Linked DNA regions of Homo sapiens: region 2 is linked to region 1. The links are chromatin contacts, found by Hi-C or POLR2A ChIA-PET in ENCODE. All regions are on one chromosome and are shown on one strand. The core of a region is the stretch at or near the end of the contact, and the rest is flanking DNA. Distances in the headings are between cores, read along the strand shown. Region 1 holds the start of IFNG-AS1 (IFNG regulatory antisense RNA 1). Region 2 has its middle 27 kb from the start of LINC02421.

Region 1 (6,540 bases), core at 81-2,580:
ATCTCTAGAACCTGGGGATGTATATTATATAATGTTCTATAAACTTTATATAATTTGTCCTCATGATACTTGCTTGGGTAAGTATGAGAATTATTTCCATTCACATGAAAAAAAGGTGGTCTTGGAGAAATGCTAAATGACTTGCCCAAGTTCACATAGCTAGTAAGTGGCAGAGCTAAACTTTAGACCCAGGTTTCTTTCTCCCCAGCCCCTCTGCATTTTCTCCAGCGTAGTCTACCAACAAATCAGCACTGTTTACTTGGAGATTTTCAAACTGGCTGCAACGTGACCTGTTGAGGCCACACACATATAAAAGAGGGAGGGAGCTGTATTCTTTACTCTGTGCCAGATTTTGCTCAGATATGAAAATAAAGCTACTGAAAACTGTAGAACAGAAGCTGTTGACACTTTTTCCTCAAAGACTGGTAATAGGTCTTCAAGAATCCAGACACATGTTGCAGTCCAGTTTATCTACAGCCAAGAGTGTATTTACAGGATAGCAATTAGCTGTGGTCTCTCCAGTCAAGGAACAGGATTAACCTAATTAGCCACTAATGTCACCAAATGCATGACCTGAAAAGGCAGGCAGGGGCTGCCCAAGCTGGAATAGCCAGCCACCAACAGTAGTTTAGAGTACCTCATACAGAGGAGGAGACTTATTTCAGTAGCATTTCAATTAAACACATCACTAAATCATACAGACACATGCAAATATAAAAATGCAAATTTGAAATACAACACTTTCTTGTAGGTGATTTTGGGACTGAAACAGGGGACTGAAACTTCACACAACCACTGTTTTGTCTCCGGTGGATTCCTAGGGAGTATCTCAGTGCCTTGCACTCAATACTGTTTACTGAGTAAAGGAATCAATGAGTACAAACATGATCTTATGAAAGCAAAATCACTTATAAAGCTACATACATCTCTAATTCTCATTTGGTTTTAACTTCCCCATTGCAATTAAAAGTCTACCTTCATTTCCACGCATATCAACCAATATCCCCCAAAAAGAAAGTTGCATGAAAAAAGTTGCATGAAAAAAACAGAAAAGTTGCATTAAAAAAACAGAATTCCCACCGTGTCCCAGATTTTCCAAATAATCCTGCCATTCGGAAGCCTGTTCATAGCCCCAAAGTACTGAAAGGCCTTGCAAAATGCTCATAGGTGGAACAGCAGGAAGCATCTAGAGCCATCTCAGAGGGAGCCTTCTGCTTCCAGAAATAAATTCACACATTCACAGGTGCTTCCTGTTTTTTCAAACACCTTGCCCACCTTCTGCACACCAAGCGTGGATTCTGCAAAACGTGAGCCCAACAGGAAGCTGCCTGCAATTTCAGGTAGCTTTTCTGACTCTTAAAGAGATCTCAAGTATACCTTCAGAGAAATGCCAGCAAAAACTGTAGTCATTTGGGAAGGAATAAGCCTGGAAGAAAAAGATACAACGAACTAGCACAACGAGGGTGAGAACATTTTTCATGAAAATGCTGTTTGTAAATTACATTTTTAAACAAATAAATGTGTTTTCTTTAGGTTTTTAGCTCCTGTGGGTGGAATTAGGAGAACCAACTGTAAGTGGGTGGTGTTTGTCATATCTCTGCTGTGAGGGAGGAAGAAGAAGGAGGAAGGCTGGGGTGGAGAGGAGGAAGGAGACCCGCATGGCTGGAATGTCTCCACTGAGCTCAGGGGGATGAATTCCTCTGAGACTTCTTCTATTTCAGGAAGCTCACAAACCCTTCCTGAGATCTCAGAATAACCTTGAAATGAACATGTAGAACATTGATTAAGTTGTGAGAGTGTTCACAGTAAGCTTTGATTGAACTATTCTAGGGAATTTCTTCTTAACATGGTCACAGGTGGATGAGTTGGGAAGAAAATGCCATGGGCGCCGTACTCAGTTTTAAAATGAATTCAGAGAAGTTGTTCAAGGTGGTGAGTGCCATGTCACATATCATAGGTCTTGGATAATTTAGGGTGATTTTTTAATTGTAATTAAAACTACTAATTGCATAATTACTGCTAACACTACTGGTTCAGTTCCAAGTATGTATTCTTACATTTGCTTTTGTTTTGTTCTGTATTTTCCCAGCCATATTGCCAAATTAAGTTAAATCACGTAAATAATTTTGCTTATTAAATTGACTTCTTAATGTTCTTTTTTTCTGAAATGAAACTAAAAACAATATCTACAAAGTCAAGCTTATTCAACTTAACTGGTAAAAGGGCTGCATGGGAGAATGTTTCTCAGCTGAAATTCAAAGAAATGTCTTTAACCTACAATGGTCAGAACTGGTCCATATAAATCCTCTCTGAGCTCACCTTTGGCAGTGAATTAAGGGAACAAAGTTAAGAGCGATTAGCTTTGTTTTGCTTGTAGTAACAAAAATAGAAACATCTGAACATCTTATATGACCAATAGAAGCTTTCTAATCCTTTTTTAAAGGAAACTTTATACACCTAAGGGTTTGAAATACATTAATACTTTTTTTTTTTTTGAGATGGAGTCTCGCACTGTCGACCGGGCTGGAGTGCAGTGGCGCGATCTCAGCTCACTGCAACCTCCGCCTCCTGACTTCAAGTGATTCTCCTGCCTCAGCCTCCCAATGGCTGGGATTACAGGTGCCTGTCACCATGCCCAGCTAATTTTTTGTATTTTTAGTAGAGATGGGGTTTCCCTATGTTGGCCAAGCTGGTCTCAAACTCCTGACCTCGTGATCCGCCCGCCTCGGCCTCTCAAAGTGCTGGGATTACAGGCATGAGCCACCGCTACATAAATAATTTTTTTTTAACTTTAAACTCTGTTCTACACAAGAAATTATTTATCTTCCACCTGCCCTATGTGGTTTGGTGAAGCACCATGTCACCATGTGCATATGGCTATTAAAGATCCAATATGAACATGCTATAGTTTCAAACAAGTTGCTGTCCAGAAAGAACCTGACATCCTCTCGGGACACACACATATCACAGTAAAATGATACCAGATAATGGCAAAGGAGGGATGGAGTCTAGACTTGGTCCTATTATTTACCAAGTATCTCTAGGTTTCCATTTTCTCATTAGCAAAAAGAGGAAATTGGATTATGTGTTCTGTAAAACTGCTCCTAGCTTTAAAGTGTATTGATTATTAGGTTTTAAGAAGATCTGAAATAAAAGACGGCACATGCTAAGTGGCAGATGAGCTGCTATAATGGTTCTGAAAAGGAAGTGACTGCATAGGGTTGGAGCATCTGGGAAAGCCCCCGTGGGGTTGAGAGGTGTGGCTGGCTCTAGAAAATGGGCAGAACCTAAGAAGGTAGAGATGAGGGGGAGCAGTTCACAGGGCACACTCAGGAGACCAGGGGATGCTCGACTGTGGCTAGATCCAGACAGACCCCCGATGCACATGTGAGTGCTAGAGAAAATCTTGTTTCTTGCCACCTTAATGAATGAGGATAATAAGATCACTTGTGGGAAAGTTTTAGTAGCTAAGACTGCTGATCCAATGGGCAAAGCATCTTCAAAGGAAAGCCCGCAAGATGGGCCATGTTAAACCCAGAACTTTTGCCAAGGCTCTTTGGCTTCTCCGCACCAGGGAGGTCTCAGTCAGTACTTCGTACTGCAACTATGCCCTCACATGACTCCTCTCTTTTAAATAGCTGGAAGTCTCTTAAACAGGTTCAAAAAACAAGACTTCCTAATACAAAACCAAACAAATTCTGCCATCTCTTAGCTCTGTGACCTTGAAAAGTTTGTTTTAAATGAAATAGCTCAAGGATAGAGAAAATTATCTAGAATGAAATAATAAGTGTCCATATGCTTGTCATCCAGCTTTGTTACATGTTATTGCTCTTAGTTATTTTCTCATAGTTATTTCAGATTTTTCACAAGGAAAGAAAGGTTAAAGTTGACTCTAATTATGTACTACCTTTCAAGCCAATTCTCTTCCTCTCTCTCTCTTTCTCTTTCTCTCTGTCTCTGTATCCAGGAGTAAACACATTTTGAATTTGATGTTTATCTTCCCGTGATGTTTCTGTATTTATGCTCCATAGACACCTACAAATAATATTGAGTATTGTTTTGTGTCCCTAGATGTTATATGAATGGTATCATACTTTGCATTTCTTTTAATATCTGGCTTTGGTAATTCACCATTAAATTGTTGAGGTTTATCCATGTTGATACACATTATTTTCACTGCTACATAGTATTCCACTGAATCATTATTCCAAAATTTATCAATCTATTTTCTTGTTAGTGGAATCTTGGGTTGTTTAAAAGATCTTTCTATCTCGAATAATGTTGCAACATAGCCCTCTCACGTGTTTCCTCCACATAGGTCAAAGCTTACCTAGGAGCCATTGGAGGACACATATACTGTTAGTTTTGGAAGGTATTATATAACTGCTCTGTCCTTTTCTAACAGTGACAGCTTCCAATTCTCTACATCCTTGCCCACGTGCAACATTTTAATCCTTTTCAATTTGATAGGTATACTATTTTAATGTATGTTTACATGCTATAAAAGCCTTTTATGCTCCATTGTACAGAATACTGAAGTAAAATCTCTATTTCTCTTGCTGCATAGCCCAGTCTAGTTCCTTTTAGGACTAATCTAATTCCTTTCAGTTTATGGTATTTTGGTTACCAAATTAGACACTGTTTTTCTTTGAGTAAATATATCTCAAAGCAAGTGTTGACTTTGCACAGTAACAATGAAAGGTAAATTGTTTGCAAAAGTAGAGATAATATCACTGTGCCAACTTTAAGGTTCAGAAAACATCCCTTGATTTCGTATCCCATTTTCTTTCCCTTTGGTCCTCCCACCAGTTGATAACCACCATGAACAGCCAAAATACTGCATGCAAAATTATATTTGTGATATTTGCAGCTTGACTTAAGAAAATGAAGTAGCCGAAAATCTGAGAAATATGTCCTCTTGTCACTTTCCTGTCCTTGTGCAGTGCTGAGGGATTTCAGACACAAACAGGTCCCCATTAGGCTCGAATCACTTTGATAAATCTCTGATAAGCATCAAGGTTCTGGGGCTTTTTACAGAAAAGAATTTCTTTTTCTTTATTTTTTAATTTCTGAATTTCATTGGGCAGATGAAAGTTCCTCTGTTTCTTTAGAAAATCACCCTCTGTTTTTTACGCAGTTCATGATGTACTTTCTTCTTTCACTCGGACAGGATTTAGAAGAGCAATCTGGCATTCATCTCAGTGAAAGCATCAAAATATCTAACTCTGTCAGATCATTAAATAGAACACTATATAGTTATAAAATACACATCTTAAACCATTTATAAAAGGTCATTGAGGAATCTTAAGTGATCTGAAAAATGTTCATGAGATAAAGCTCAGGCAGTGGAAATAAACTATATGTATATGTGCATATCAAAAACAGTTCCATCTCTATCTTTCAATCTATTTCTCATCAATCTATCTAGATAAAAGAAATATACCAAAATGCTAACAATGAATATCTTCCAGTGAAGAGATCATGAATTATTAAACACTTAAAAATATATTTCTGATTTTCCAATAGTTCTACCATGAACATATATTATTTTTATGACCTAAAATGATTAGAACAAAAGGCACTTATTAATAAAAAAGATAATGTAACAAAGTTCTAAGAAGACATAGTCTTATAGTATGGAGGCTTGATAAAGAAATTTAATATATTCAGTTACTTTTCTTTTGACTTTCCTTTTATTTTTCTTTTTGCAAACTCTTTCTGAGTTGAACATAGGTTTGGGAAAATAACAGAATTGTAACTTTCCACATATATTTCTTAAACATACGTTTAGTAAATTTAGACATGTACAAGTATGTCTAAATGGTAGCCTGCTGTGGTTTATTTGCATAAAGGGCAGAGGGTCTCAGTAATAACAAGTTATTATTTTCTTAAGGTTGATGGTTAGTACCATCATGTTCCCCCCAAAACCCCACTCATTGTGGCATGGGGAATAATTTAACCTTCCAAGCATTGGGAGGCATGTCAGTAGAGGAAGGCAGTCATCATCACAGGAGAGTTGTTGTACACAGGTTGAATTGGGGTTGTCCTTTGGCTAAAGAACTCAGTTGCACCTTCATACAGTGACAACAAGCTTCCTGCCCCTCCTTCAGAGAAGAGCCATGGCCCTCAGTAGAGGGAGCTATAACAGAGAATGAGTTAAATGAATGCTTTATTAACCAGTGTTGGTTCAAATCAATAAGTCACAGAATGCCCAGTTTCATTCATATCCGTCAACGCATCGTTACATCCATATGGAGGTACAGAAAGGAAGGACAGTAGGTGGATGATGTTGTGGGGATCTCCTACCCCTCCTGAGTTCCTATTACATCTATTATAATCACAATCCTACACTTATTTCTTGAGTAAACAAATACGGAGATTTTTTAAATATGCTGCTTTATCCTAACTTGGTAAAACCCCTATATACAATTACCTAAAACTAGGGGGAGAATTTAAATACAGCTTTCAAAGCAATTTAGCAATTGTGTATGAAATGGACACACAACATGTCTGCCGCTATTCTAAACATTGTAAGGCTGA
Region 2 (5,947 bases), core at 454-2,953, 230 kb before region 1:
ACTGATGCCCCAGGAATAGGGCCTGTGAGGACACAGATTATGAATGCTAACAGACATAGAAGTAAAACTCTCCCTTCCTATGCTTTAAAACATCCCTAAAACTCACCACCACTGTCTTGCTCAGTGCGGGCTTGGTAACTAACAGCTTCATGGGAAGATTTCCTTTTGCCTTTGAAAAGTGCTCTCCCAGTGGCTTTGAGAAATAGCTGATTCCTCTCCCACAGGCCAGCGGTTCCCTTTTCCCACAGGAAGCCCGCAGCAGCAGCAGGTGGGAAGCCAGGGAACTTTTGAAAGCTGATTCTGTTTGTGCTTTACCTATCGCTCCCTTTGAAGGTACTGTGGAAAAGAGAGCCCATAATGGAGGTTCTAACAACTCTCCAGTTAGTTTTAAAAATGATTCAGCCTATGAAATTGTTTCCAGGCCACAGGGCTTTTCCCAGCTCTTCCTAAACTGTGAGCTCAAAGCAAGGACAGCAAAGGACAGAGCTCAGACAATGCTCCCAGTCTGTTTCTGGGAATGTGCTGTCTCCTCTTAGGCAGAACAGTTTACTCGGAACCTGTACTAATCTTCAGGGCTGGTTTATTAGCATGCACCCTAAGGCCTTTCACCTGGCAGCCAGAAGGGCATTTAGTATCAATACAGCATCCCCCATTTAGGTGTTTAATATGATATCCAAATGAACTTCTAGCCAGCCAGAACTATGGGGATCCAAGGACAAGACCAAAAGATGTTTATATATCATTAAACTGGTGACCCAGTAACAAACCACACCATCCAAAGAGGGTGAGTGTGTGTGTGTGTGCGCACACACAGAATTATACAAATTTCACGTGAATAGCACAATCATATTACACTGTATTTTGGAGGGCTTCAAGGTATTCAATTGTTTAATGCTGATGTATAAATCATCTCACAACTTTTGTAACTTTGATTTGGCATTCTTCATACACACACAATACACACACACACATACACACATACATATATATGTGTAGTATGCTTGCAGCCCAGAAACTGAGAGTGACCTAGGACTGCTTTTTATGTTTAAGAGGCCTGGTTGTGCAGCAAAAATCACAGCAAGTCTGAATTATGCTGACTATAAACTAAGAATACAAGGTACCCAATATGGCAAGTACAAGGGTATTTACGGCAACAAGAAGGCACATTAATCAAAGTGGGAACTGTTTTGGAAATTTAGATGGAACGCTGTCATAACTATAGATGTTTGGAAATTTCTTCTGGAAAGTGAAGCTCACTCTAACACCAGGGAGACTTCTCATCATCCCCCTTTTCCTCAGCATTGGTAGGTCATTTTAATCTCTTAAAAATCACGTCATTTTGCATTCATCCATTTCTCATTTCACAGTGCCTACTATGCACCAGATACAGTGGATGTAAAAGCAACTTGTACGTTGTTTGGTTCTATTAAACATTAATGATTATTATTAAGAGTTTAGTACAGACTTCATCCAATGACAGCTATGGTATGGAGTTCTGCAAATCTCAGAGACTAGATCTAGTAGTAACTTGAAATCGGGAGTGTCAATATTCTTAGGTGAACCTAATCAAACGTGAACAGGGAGGACTGCATCCCCGAGTTGAGGACTGCAGTGTTTGCTGCCTAAGTGCACGGGGCTGAGCGTTTGGCTCTGAGAGGTGTTTTGGAAATATTTGAATTGGCCTGAATTCTCACCTATGAGGCAAGACTGTGCACTCTTGATGTAGACTGTTTGCTGTGGTTGCAGTTGCCGACCCTGCTCCTCTCACTTTAAAAGATATGCTTGGAGAGGCTGTTCTCTCCTTGTGTGTGTGCCAAAGGGACACCTTCAGCAGCAAAGAATTTGAAAGCAAGTGTGTGTGTGTCTGGGGTGAGGGGAGAATGAGGTGGGGAAGAAACCCTACTTCTCTGATCGAGATTCCAGGGAGGAGATAAAACGCCCTTTAAGAAAACAAGAAATTAGCCATTAGTTCTACAAAGATGCATTTCACCAAAGGAGGAACTTCTCTTTGTTCAGGGGAAATACTTTTTTTTTAAAAAAAGGTCCTGATTCCAGTTGTTGCCCAAGTCAGTTCCTAATTACGACTGACTGTGGCATAGACCTCTGTGAATCCCCTGAAGTGGTTAGTGAACTGAAACCCAACTTTTAAGAAGATTTGAGATCAAAAGTATAGTTTTATTAAGTCAACTTAAGATTACATGTTCTGGAAAAAGGCATATTGAGTCTGTGGATAAGAAATAATAATTACATACCTGAAGAACCAAAAGGAGAAGAAAAGGGGACTGGTTGATTTATCCCATTACAGATGCAGTGTCTTCTAGCTAATCTTCATTTCTTTTCTTTTCTTATTTGGTCTGCTCTGCCCTCCATGGGGTTATTCACCAAAGAGTGAATTGTGTCATGCACTGGGGTCTCATGAAAACTAGAGATAGAAAACCTAATCCTAAATTCTTCTCTTTGAAGAAAACACCTTTCTGAAAGGCTTCTCAGGAGATGCAGAGAGCTGTGGTTTTGAGTCTCTGTATCGGAGCCATTCCCCTTCTCCCTCCCACTCTCTAGCCTCCAAGTTTCTATGGTGATATTTCCTCTTCACAGTGATCAGTAGTAGTAGTAATAATAATAATAATAATGCAATGTTAACAGAAGAAGCAAGCAGTAATAACTCAGGGCTAAAGAAGTCTTCATACTAAATAATTTTAAACCTACAGAACAACTTCAGCTTTACCTCCTGAGATGCTATCTTGTAGCAGGACATTTTTTTTCTTTTTTAATTTTGCATGGTATAAAGTTACTAATTATGTAAGTTGAGAATTAGACATATATCCAGTTTCCATTATCATCCTACAGAGAAACAGAACGCTGAATTCTAGTGCCAAATGTATCATTTAGAGTGCAACATCAGTTCTTCAAAGAAAAGCATTATTTCTTGGGCTGGGGAAGAAGCAGTGAAAATCACAGTTTACACGAACCATTTGATCACTGTCTAGGTTAAAATGGGTCATTCTCTACCTTTGCTGAGTTCACTTAGGAAAAAGAAAAGAAAAAGAAAATGGGTTTTCTCCTGGTTTTGTTATTGCTGTGATGTTCCTTTCTTTGCCATGCTAATGGCTTCCTGCGTGTGTGTGTGTGTGTGTGTGTGTGTGTGTGTGTGGCTATTAATTCACTCACTTGCACTTTGTGTCTGTAGCATGCTTGTCTAATCTGTGTCTACCTCAGAGACCTTAGGGCCAAGGCTATCACCTATAGCTCTATGGACAGTGCCCTGCACAACCCCACTGTAACAGGGCAGTGAATCCTTGAATGAAAGTCTATACCACTGCCAAGTTTAATACGGCCTCTAACATAAAAGAAAAAAAAGCCATCCTCTTTCTCTTGTGCAAGGAAATAGGTTAGATTAAGCAAGAACAAAGTCTTAGATAAGATGGAAGGGGGTCTATTGAGGAAGTGGCGATGTTTTTATCTTTGGTGGTCAGTGGGATTTTAACAAAGAATCAAAGTAGTGCTGCCTGGCCTTAGGTAGATGAGGTAGTTTTATAGCCTGAGCACAGGTCTGGGAGTATCCAAAGACCTCAAGGCAGCTAGGGAGTACTGGGGCCTGAGCAGGAGGTAGCCCTCCCTGCCCTGGGTCACCCTAGCTCTACTTTTCTCTTTGGTTGGAAACCCTTTGGTTCTAGCAATGCCACGGCCATCTCTCAGAGTGAGTGTGGCCAGGAGAACCAAAGAAACTTATCCTCTTCATTTGCTTTGCATTTTCTGCATTTCCGATTTTCCCAGACTTTTAATATATTGAATCATGCAACCTTATGCATTCTGCTAGAACTTTTAGGTAGTAGCAGAGGTTCTAATTTGATTCTATTTTAATTGTTTTGGGGGTTGTGCCCAGACATGGACATTTTTATAAAGCTCTCAGTTGAGCTTACCATTTCTCGAGAGTGGAGAAAGGCTAGGATGAAGCCAGTGAGTGAGCTAGGGTTTAAATCCAGACTGCCAGGCTGGGGCTCTTGACTATCTACTTGCCCATTCTGCATTCTTGCCCATTCTGTATTACCAGTGCACTCCTTCCAGCCCTTCATTCATCCCAATTCTTTACAAAACTCCATTGGACATCTTTCAGTATGGCCACTCTTAAAGTTGGAGACCCCTCTTGGCAACTAGAACAATATGTATGGGAAGGGGCAGATTGTTTGGCTGGGCTAATTGCCTTCATGTGACCTAGTGCTCCTTCTTATGGGACAGGCAAGCCAGTCTGCCCCCTCCCCAGGACCTCCATTTTAGTGGGTGCTATCAGACCAATCCTTGCCTTTGAGAGTACTGTGAGGTCTGTACCTAGACTTAGGATGATTGAAACATTGTCTGAATGCAATCCGAATGCCTTTATGGAATGCTAGATTCCAACTATGCATCCAAGCTGGCAGAGGAACAGATGGCAGCTTGTCGCTCAATCTGGACTTATAGGAAAAATTATCAGAGAATGCAGTTTTGCTAGTGAGATGAGCAACAGCAGAAATTGCACTAAGTGAAGCAATTTGAAGGTTGGGGATTAGTAGGTCTGTGTCTTTTGACTAGACTGCTATAGTTTAATAACTGAGAAGTATACACTGGGTTATGTATTGAGATTCATGTATGTTTCTCAGACATGAATTCATGTATGAGAAATCCTGCTATGGTTTGAATGTCCCCTCCGAAACTCATGTTGAAACTTTATCTCCAGTGTGGCAGTATTGAGGGATGGGGCCTTTAAGAGGTGTTTGGGTCATGAGGGCTTGCCCTCATGAATAGATTAATCTATTCATCGTTGGATTAATGGGTTAAAGGATTAATGAATTATCACAGGTGTGGAACTGCTGGCTTTATAAGAGGAAGTGAAACCTGAGCCGGCATGCTGAGCAACCTTGCTATGTGGTTCCCTGTTCTGTCTGGGGATGCTGCAGAGAGGCCCCACCAGCAAGTCCCCATCTCACCAGATGTGTCCCTGTGACCTTGGACTTCTCAGCCTTCATTACTTAAGAAGTAAATTTTTTTTTTTTAAATAAACTACCCAGTTTTAGGCATTCTGTTATAAGCAATGGAACATGGACTAAGATCCCACCAGATTAGAACATGTATGATCAGTGCGGGGAGGCTCCGGAGGCCTTTGCTTTAGCCCAGCACCATGAATGGCTGTCTGTGGACTTCCACTGGCTCTGCTCCATCTGCATGCTCTGTCAGAGATAATGAAATCAGACAGGCCCACAGAGACTGCTTTCCCCTCCTCACAAATTTTTAATAAAACTCTTTGAACAACAGAGCTGGGCATCTCTGAAGCCTGAAATTGAAGCGATAAGATAGAAGATTACTCACTTGTCAGTCTGCACCAAACTCTGCATCACCAATACAAATTCCAGGGGAGTTTCAAATCTGCCGACAATTTGAGGCTCTCCATCTGGAGTCTTTTCTTTTTTTCTTTTCATAGGAAGAAAACACAGCACTAAGGAAGAGAAAAGAGACACTTCATTCTCTGCCACGAACAACATGTGAATCAAGCCCTGAAACAGGTTTTCACAAAAAAGTAATTTTTGGAGAGAATTGCCTTTGAGTAAGTAAGTGTCCTGGATTCAGACTTCCTGAGAGAAAATGTAATCACAGCTGTTTGGTCAACACCACCCATCCACGTGCCTTTCAGGAGAAATCACCACTGCAGGGGTCCAGCCTTGCTGGGTTCCCCTGTTCACATGAACCTTGATGCCCACGGTCTACCTGGTGCTGGTGAACCAGCACACAGCACACCTGGCCTCATGGAGCTGGTATTCTGGGTGCAAGACCAACAATCAACAAACACATAAGCACCGTCATGTAATGTTAGGTGGTGCCAAGTGCCTGGTGAAAACAATGAAACACATCATGGGGCAGTGGATTATGGTGGAGGACCAAGGATGGGAGAGGGTGAAATATTTTAGATAGAGTTGTT

What was found. A loop is a pair of places that touch in the nucleus more often than their neighbours do. ChIA-PET counts read pairs that join two places held with the same protein, here RNA polymerase II (POLR2A). Pooled maps may share reads with other maps.
Region 2: a loop to region 1 is called in a map of OCI-LY7, with 2.7 times the contacts of the local background. The contact joins the enhancer-like site here to the promoter of IFNG-AS1 in region 1. A Hi-C loop is called at or near these places in 1 of 168 maps with a recorded cell type or tissue (OCI-LY7) and 4 of 50 pooled maps. POLR2A ChIA-PET finds 5 or more read pairs at or near these places in 2 of 52 experiments (OCI-LY7 and activated CD4-positive, alpha-beta T cell).

What each region holds. Positions count from the first base shown.
Region 1 is chr12:67,988,117-67,994,656 of GRCh38, forward strand. IFNG-AS1 (IFNG regulatory antisense RNA 1) reads left to right here and starts at 1,331. Exons shown (of 4, transcript NR_104125.3): 1 at 1,331-1,463.
Region 2 is chr12:67,753,433-67,759,379 of GRCh38, forward strand. No RefSeq gene overlaps it. Among named protein-coding and RNA genes, the nearest start is that of LINC02421, 27 kb to the left of the region's middle. Within about 2 kb of position 1,704, at least 2 of the 41 ENCODE cell types and tissues checked have a DNase peak (open chromatin) inside an H3K27ac peak, as active enhancers do.